2 separate regions of the Mus musculus genome follow, and region 1 is linked to region 2. A link is a loop called in an ENCODE intact Hi-C map of the cell type or tissue named here. Cell type or tissue: heart. All regions are shown on one strand. Links, peaks and the distances in the headings refer to the core of each region. The heading gives the core; the rest is flanking DNA.

The links. A loop is a pair of places that touch in the nucleus more often than their neighbours do. Peaks named below come from ENCODE experiments on the same cell type or tissue, not always from the same donor. Only the 100,000 strongest peaks of a DNase experiment are listed, where the experiment ranks them.
Region 1: it touches region 2 in a loop (11-fold over the local background); 17 of 42 quality-filtered maps call a loop at or near these places.

Annotation. Positions count from the first base shown.
Region 1 is chr5:89,817,122-89,821,518 of GRCm38, reverse strand. All of the region lies in intron 3 of Adamts3 (a disintegrin-like and metallopeptidase (reprolysin type) with thrombospondin type 1 motif, 3), which reads left to right. Among named protein-coding and RNA genes, the nearest start is that of Gm25758, 9.6 kb to the left of the region's middle. In heart, for the core only: a CTCF peak has its summit at 1,794 (motif pointing right); no DNase peak of the experiment used is centred there.
Region 2 is chr5:89,712,605-89,717,001 of GRCm38, reverse strand. The region is part of intron 5 of Adamts3 (a disintegrin-like and metallopeptidase (reprolysin type) with thrombospondin type 1 motif, 3); the gene reads left to right. Among named protein-coding and RNA genes, the nearest start is that of Gm7056, 98 kb to the right of the region's middle. In heart, for the core only: a CTCF peak has its summit at 2,274 (motif pointing left); no DNase peak of the experiment used is centred there.

The sequences.
Region 1 (4,397 bases), core at 103-4,102, 100 kb before region 2:
TCATTTTGCTATATAGTACTTACTTAAGAAGCTGAATATAAGTTTTAAAATAAACACTTGTTTCATGTGACTTTACGTTTGCTTTGAAATGTAACTTAAAGTAGAGAACACTGGGGGAAGTCTTTGGTGCTGGGGCTGGAGAGGTAGCTTGTTGATTAAGAGTACTTCCCCCTTTTGCAGAAGACCACAGTTCAGTTCTCAGGTCCCACAGTGGGTGGCTGTATTCTAGTCTCAGTAGATCTGATACTTTCTCTTGCTTCATTGGGCATGTATGTGGCACATATACATTCATATAGGCTCACACATACACATAAATTCTGTGTTTCTAGGGGGCTAAGGGCCAGATGCCAGGGAGACAGGAGGGAAGCTGGTTTTATTAACGGTCAGGTAGGTCCCAGATGCTGTGTAAGGCCCTTAGTGTGTACTATCTCATTAAGTCCCATAAGTCCCATAAATCACTGCTGTCAACCTCGGGAATGGAGGAAATGGATCGTCTGCTGCTGGGAACTAGCCTTACCACATTATTTCTTTGGGTTGGTGTTGTGATTCAAAACATTTCAGTATAGTATAGTCTCTTTGTATCAGGTTTCACAAGCCTCTTTGGCTACATTATTGACTGATTAGCTGTTCCGTGTCCTTTTTTTTTTTTTAATTGAAAAATAGATGTCTTTCATATGATATATCCCGATTATGGTGTTCCCTCTTCCCAACACTTCCCCACCCACCCAAATCCACATCCTCTCTCTATTACTCATTAGAAAATAAACAGGTATTTACAAAATAATGATAAAAATAAAATAAGATAAAGTAAAAGGAAACAGATTAGAATAGGACAAAGTATACAAACACAGCGGGGAAAGAGTCAAAGAAAAAGCAAGAAACACATATAGATGCAGAGATACACACATTTACACACAGAGAAAACCCCTAACAACAAAATCAGAAACTAGACTGTATAAGCAAAAGACCTGTAAGGTTAAAAAAAAAATCAAGACGAAGCATTATAAGACAAAACCAAAACCCAAACAAACAAAACCAAAACCAACCAACCAAACAAAACAAAACACCTCCAAAAATACCATTGAGTTCATTTTGTGTTAGCCTCCTGCTGCTGGGTATGGTGTCTGACTTTAAGTATGGTTTGCATACCCAGTGGAACTCTGTTGGAGAAAACAGACTTTTCATTTGTAAGCAGTTATCAGTAGGAGATAGCTCCGGTGTTAGGGATGGGGCTTGCGTCTACTTCCTCTTGGTGCTGGGGACCCCATCTAGCTCAGAGCCCTGCAGGTCCTGTGCCTGCTGCCACAGTCTCTGGGAGTTCCTGTGTACAGAAGTCCTGTAGTGTCTAGAAGGCCTTGTTTCCTTGGTGCTCTCTAAATCCACTGGCTGCTAGAATCATTCTGTCCCCTCTTCCAAAGAGTTCTCTGTGCCCCACGGGGAGAGATTTTATGGAGACACCCAGTTTCAAACTTAGTGTTTCAGGGTCTCTCACTCTGCACATTGTTCAGTTGTGAGTGTCTGTATTTGTTGCCATCCTCTATAGGAGGATGCTTCTCTGACAATGTCTGAACAAGGCATTGATCTATGAATACAGCAGAATGTTGTTAAGGAGTCATTTTGTTGCTATGTTCCATTGGCAGAATGGTAGTATTTGGTTTTTCCCTAGGTCCATGTTACCGTGTCTTTTAAATGTATATCTGAATAGATATACATTAAAATAAAATTAAAATAAAAATATATTTTTTACCTTTATTGAGAAAAACAAACACAATATTCATTCGTGATTCCACCAGGGGGCGCAAGAGTGCTAACCTGTTAAGTACATAATGATCTATAATTGATTATGATTGTAGTATGATTTATAATTATACATAAGCAAGTTGTATAAGAGACATTCTGAACAACTCATCAGTTATTATTATTCCTGGCCATAAAGATGCCATGTGATCTTTTTCCTGAAACCCAGGAAGGAGATTCTTCCCTAAATATGAAAAATGAGATGCAATGGGGATGGCAAATTGAAGCATGAATCACGTGACATGAATTTGAAAAATAAGCTGTGAACCACGTCAAGCAGGTTATGATTTTTTGTTGTTGGTTTGCTCAAATGCGTCTCAGTTTTAACGTTATTAGTTTGATCTGTGATGATCTCTTTGAAGCATTAGTATTTGAAGAACGTATACTTCCCTGTGGCCTTATTGAAGCTTTGGTGATATAGTTTATAAGGATTTTTGTATTTAGATAATGACTTTGTAAATGAATACTTACTCCATATTGAGGAGAGCCCCTTAATATAATTGAGTCACCGAGATCAAAGTATGAACGAGAGCCATGGGGATAATTTTTAGTAAAGTTGTAAAGTACCTTAAAAAAGAGCAGGGCTTGAGGACTGGAAAATGTGTGCATACTTTCTTATACCTTTAAAGATATTTGTGTTTGAGCAGGAATTTGGGGTATTATGATTTGTCGTTCTGAAGAGTCCTGCACGTTTGGCCTTTAAAAGGGCAATGTGCAGGTTCTCGAGGTGCAGGGCTGCAATGTTAATGGCAAGGCACAAAGCTGGGAGGTGGGTAGGAGTTCACAGCTGCGGACTGAGCACTTAACCATTGAGTCTGAAGAGGTTGGGGTGACTAAGGATGACTCTTCTGGGTTAGGCAATTATGGAAAATTGAAGAGAGAAGCAAGTTTTATTTCTGGAGAGAGAAATGGAAACAAAATAAAATACAACCCTGAAACAGCATTCAAGAACCTTCATTGTGCCAGGGATGTTGAAATACCACCATCTTTCATCAACAAACGTGGAAGTAGCTTTGGAGGGGTTGTATATCCTACCTGTGTGTGATCATAAGCTTGGAACTGGTGGGGGTGAGACTTGAAACTTTGTCTCTCTGGGCTAAAGGCACACACACCCTTTTCTATGATAGATGACACTCAAGGATGTACACAGAGAAGGGACAAAGGCTGATAGAGTGTGGGTAGTACATTATTATTGTAATTTATATTACATTATTATGTAAAATAATATGAGAGAGATCAATAAGAGATCGATAAGGAAATGCTCCTGGAGAGATGGAGTGGGTGTAAGATAAAGTTATTGCACCCAAGGAAAGGAAAATGTGTTCCCGTTGGATCTTATTCTTTCTAGAAATTATTCTCTAGATGCATCAAATTCTAAACATGGGGACGAAGCCATGTTTTGATGCATGCATGTATAATGTTATGTTCAGATCAGTGTAAGCATATCTGTGTCCTAGTACTAGTTGTTTTTATAAGAACTTTCAAAATCTTTCTAACCTTTGGAAGCCTATGGCATACCGTTATCCAGAACTGCCCTGTACTGTGGTAGCGATAGAACTTCATCATCACGTCTCTTACTTAGATGCCAGTGATCACTTGTCTTTTCTCTCTCCACCCCCGATCTCATCACCATTAGAGTAAAACCTGACTCCTCATTAGTTGTTCCAAGGCAATGGCTGAGAGCAGCCTCTGGCCCACCTTCCTGGACCTTCTTCCCTACCTGGTTGACTGTTCTTCCCGACCTGGTCAGCTGTGTCTTTGCCCCTGACTTGGTTGACTCTGTTTAGCCTCTTTGACCTTCTTGTTCTCGTTGGAATTAGTGAACTCGTGTCCTCTTCTTGCTGTCCCCATCACTAGTGTTTTCTTCTACACGGTTGGCTCCTTTTGATCCTTCAGACCTTTTCTGCAAGTATTTCATAGGTAGAAAATACTCTGGAGACCATTCTTACGTCTCCAGGGGGCAGGGGGGGGCAGGATCACTTCAGTACCATTACGGTCATGAACACAAACATTTGTTTGTTTACTTCCTCTTTCTTCTGAATGAGATTGTAGACCTCTTGCGGGCCAGTGGTTTTCTGTCTGATACACACACCATCACCTCCCAGTACCTCTGTGGGGTGCTTGGCATGCCTTGAAAGCCCAGTGCTTCGAGGACGCTGGTAAGCCTTCCTGTGTGCATGGCTCCTTGACGACTCTCAGTCACACCCATCTACACACACCCCTAAAATTCCAAGGATAAAGGTCACACAGTTTAAACTCTAATAAGATGTAAGACTTTCTCTCTTCGCTGGCTCATGGGTTCCTGGCTTGTCACTTCATAGAGCCTCTTTTTGTTTTTGTACCGTTGTGGGAATTCACATCTCACGAACTGTCAGGTTGGTACTTTTTACTCTTGGTCATTACCAACAGTTTAGGTTGAATTACTTGGGAGATCCTCACAGACCTTTCATTCCTAGCGCCTTGCCCGGCTAATGTAAATGTCTAGTACAATGTCAATGCCCAATACTGTTACTGGTGATTTAAAATTTACAGTTAAAAGTGTGGGCATTTTATAAAATATTTTTAGTTTTTATAGGTTTCAAAACAGACCCTATCTCTCC
Region 2 (4,397 bases), core at 293-4,292:
CTGAGGCTAACTTCAGGAAAATGGATGTACTATCCTAAGGCATGGGGAACTTTTTGCTAATAAGGAGCTGTAACAGGTTTTAGAGGTGATTAGCGATTTCTTGGGTGTGGGCTTTGGTTGAAGAAGGATGATTCCTTTTCTTTACCTCCTTCCGCAACTGTTCTCCAGCTCAGCACCTGTTTTTATATTCTCCCTCTTTCTTTAATACCCGAACTCAAACCCAGAGACTCATGCATTCTACGCAAGCTGTCTACCACCGACCCTCATCCACAATGCTGTTCGTTTCTTCTCACATTTATATTCTCCATGCTTTAAGGCCCGTGTTTCTCCCATTAGAATACATGTCTGGTCAGAGCTAATTCAAACTTATTTACTGTTTAGTTCCCCACTACTTGGATATCGGGGCACTTATCAAAGTCTGATGAGAGTATTATAAACAATTAGAGTCTTACATAGCATTATAGCGACTAGTAATGTTAGGTTGGAGTTGAGAGACAAATAGACTTGGTTACAGGACACCTGTCTATTCTGAGTATCAGGACGCCCCAGAGGAAAAGTGGGTGTGACTGTTTGGCATGTTTAGCTCCGTGAGACACAATTGTGGAGAATGATAATTCTTCATAGATCAATTCAGAATTTTTTCATGTTTGGCCAGAAGTACCCTGGCTGTCTTGACATGCAAAGATCTCTTTAAAAATTCACATATCTGAACTATTTATCTGCTTCTCTGAGCAAATGACAGTAATTGTGCCTAACATATATATATATGCCAAGTGCCATCTTAATCTCTGTTTCCATATAGACTCATGTGTTCCCTTCGATAACACTGTGAATACAATACTGTGGCAATTCATTTTTACCAATGTGAAACTGAGGCAAAGATGATGAAATCACATGCCCAGGGTCACATAGCTAAAACCCTAGCTAGGCAGGTAGGTGACAGGGCCCATGTTCCTAATCATTCTACCACACTGCCTCTCAAGACCCAATTCACCTGGAAGAAAAATGAGTGTCTCTTTGTTGAAGCCAGACAGAGCTGTTCATCAGCTAGTCAGACAAAGGTCAGACTGTCCTGCCAGGGGAATGCCCTGGAGAAATTGTTCTGACCGGGAACAAACCTGGAAGGAATTTTTTTTTTTTCAAGGAAAGAGATACTTGGTTGGATTTTTGCCTTTTTTGCCCTCTTTATATCATTGGCAACTTCATCAAAGTCAAGGCCATCTGAAAATTGAATTAATATTCTGTTTACCCTTTCTTTCAGGTCATTTAATGAGAACTCTGGGCTCGACCCTGAACTCCTCATTGAACATATCCAGAGCCCAGTAGGTTGGCACTACGAGTGACATTGTGATCAGTATTTCTTGTGTCAAATGCATGGCTTATAGCAACATCTACACTTAGTGCTTTTCTTATGCCCAACACTGACTTGACGCCACACCTTATTTTTTTCATTCACCTTTTTCTGGCCTTGATTTTTCCAGTACTTTTAGTGCACCATTGTTTTGATGAAAAAAAGAAATTGTTATTTGTAATAAATCTATCTTCACCTTTCTTTAAAATTCATCTGGAAGAAGATAACCAAAACAAACGAATGTTGCCCTCAGCTTGCTCTGTGACTGTGGCACTGGGAAAATTAACAACTCTGGGTTTCAATGTCCTCATCTGTAAAGTAAAGATTATATCTGTGAGTGTCTCAAGGGTTACTTGATTCAGTACAGGCTGACATATGAACAACAATGTCTGGCATCTAGAAAGGTATACACGATGTTAAGTGTTGCAAGTGGATCCTGATGGTGCTGCTTTTACTTGGGGACATATGCTTTCTTTGTCAGTACAACATCTTAAAACTATCGTCTTTACCAACATTATTTTAGTCCCCTCTGATTGGGTGAAGTTGGGAATTCAGTCTGACACACCCTTAGTTCCTTCTATACTGTGTTGGTTGCATGGTAAACATAGGCAGCTGATAGGGGTGGGCCTTTAGGCCTCTTATGGACTACTATAACCGGATTACACACAAACTCAAAATAAAAATTTGCCAATATTTTTGCTTTGCTTTTAAGATTCAGATAAGTAGTCATTCAAAATAAGATTCTCCTCATGCTCTTTTGAAACTTCTGTTTAGCTTAGTGGGAGCTGTTTTATTTGTGAGTAAACAGGAGAAGGCCCACTAGCCAGCTGGGGGTGTAGGTGCTTTGGAGGTGTAGGGAACAGACAACTGGTCCGTCTCTCCTATCAAGAGGTGCACAGTGCCATCTGCTGACAGATCTCTACCACCTCTGAGACAAACTACAAGGCAATGACTTTTTTTTCCAGTAATTTTCTTGATAATTATGAATTTCACCTTCCACTTGATTGACATGGAACAAATTCAAATTAAAGCTTTTTTTTTTTGAGAGAGAGAGAAGGTGGGTCGTGGCTATGGGTTTTCACAAAACCTCCCCATATACAGGCCGATGGGTTTGGAAAGGATTTGGCATTTGGCAGAGGATGGAGGTGTGTCATCCTGCTTGATTTGAGCAACCTGTCTATGAGGCAGGCAGAGCAATTATGGATACAAGTTTTCACCGAGAAACTTGAGGTCCAGAGTGGTTAGGTAGCCACTCTAAAGTCCCTGAGCTTACTGTGGGAAGGCAGGAACCAGAACCCAGAACCTATGACCCCAGAGAACCTGGCTCATTCTTCCTCCTAGTGCTCTTGCCCTGTGTGTGTCGCGGTGTGACAACACTGTACCTGTAGCACTGACGCGCATCAGGAGATGGGGAGCTGACATGTTACTAAGCATGGATTAAAAGTGAGTTATACATAGGAGTCAACTTTCTGGATCTTTGAGAAGCAACACGGTGAAGATGCAGGTCTTTGCCCAGGATAGACTGCTATTGTTGGTTTTTCTTATTGGAAGACTAGTTTCTGCTACTGTGAAAATATTGCTCCTCCTTTGATTAATTTTTTTAAAAAACTTTTTATTGGTTCTTTGTGAATTTCTCATCATACACGGAAATCCAACTGCATCTTCCCCTCCCCTAACCTGCTCTCCACCCCTGCAACCCCACAGGACCCCACCCCAACTGAGAAAAAAAAATCTCATTGTGTCATAGTATGTCCCACAGTATCTTTTTTTCCATTCTCCCTTGCCTGCAAATGTTCATTGCAATGACTTTCTGGTCTAGTACAAGGCCTCTGGCTCCTGGGACTCCTCTCAGATATCCTGTTGTTTCCCTGTGTTATGGAGATCCTGTAGTTTTGGCTCTGTAGGACTGGTTCCTTCGTGCTCTCCAGCAGTTCATCAATGGGTTAGGCCAATTCCAAGCCCTGGATCTGGGCCTGAGGAGGTATGTGAGCTGGTCATCCCTTTGGCTCTCCCACTTTCAAACCCTCAGGGCAGGCTCTCCAGCAACCCCTAAAACCAGGGTCAGCTCTACCCTCTGCCTAGGTGAGGTACAGGGCCCACTCTCCTGAATGTTGTTGCCAGTGAGCAGTGAGGGACAGGGACAGTTCTCCCATTCTCATGACCCAGAGAGCTAGCTCTTTTGCCTGCTATAGATGTCATGGGATGAGAGAATGGAGGAGGAGGAGGAGGAGGAGGAGGAGGAGGAGGAGGAGGAGGAGGAGGAGGAGGAGGGCATCAAACCCTAGTGCTAGCTCACCTGCAACCCCCACACCCAGGGGCAGCTCTACTGAGCTACCAAGATGAAGGGCAGGGCCAGCTATCCCACTTTGATGTCTCCAGAGCCAGCTCTCCTGCCTGCTATAGATAGCAAGGAGTGAAATGGGGGACATCTCTCCCTCACCCATGTCACCATACTAGGGCAGACAAGTGGGGGTCAGCTCTCCCATGCTCTCATTTCTCATTCTAGCTTGCCTCCACCCCCACTGTCAGGGTCAGCTCTACTGTGCTGATCAAGCAGGATACAAGACCAAGTCTGCTGCGCGCTGTAGCTGGTGAAGGGCAAGGACAATTCTCCTGTTCTCACGACCCCAAGGCCAGGTCTTCTGCCTGTAGCAGGAGGTGAGGGGAGAGGCAGGAGGAGGGTATCTCTCCCTCATCCACACCACTGCAGGGGGGACAAAAGGTAGGGCCCTCTCTCCAATGCTTATATCTTATATCCTTGGGGCTGGCTCACCTGAAACCCCTGGAATTGGGGGAGGGAAGGTTCATTTGCTCTCTTGCTCTCCCATGATGCTCAGGTGAAGGCTGAGGCCAATTCTGCACAGCCTTCAGACATCAACATGTGCCCAGGGCAGCAGCCCAGACCAGGGATGCCATCCTGGCCTTCGGTGGCACCATGCTGCTACAGACGTGGCCCCTTGTGGCAGTGCAAGCTAGGACCCTATCATGGTCCCCAGTGGCATCACCAGCTACTCACCTTATTTTGTCCCTTGCTATCCTCAAGTTG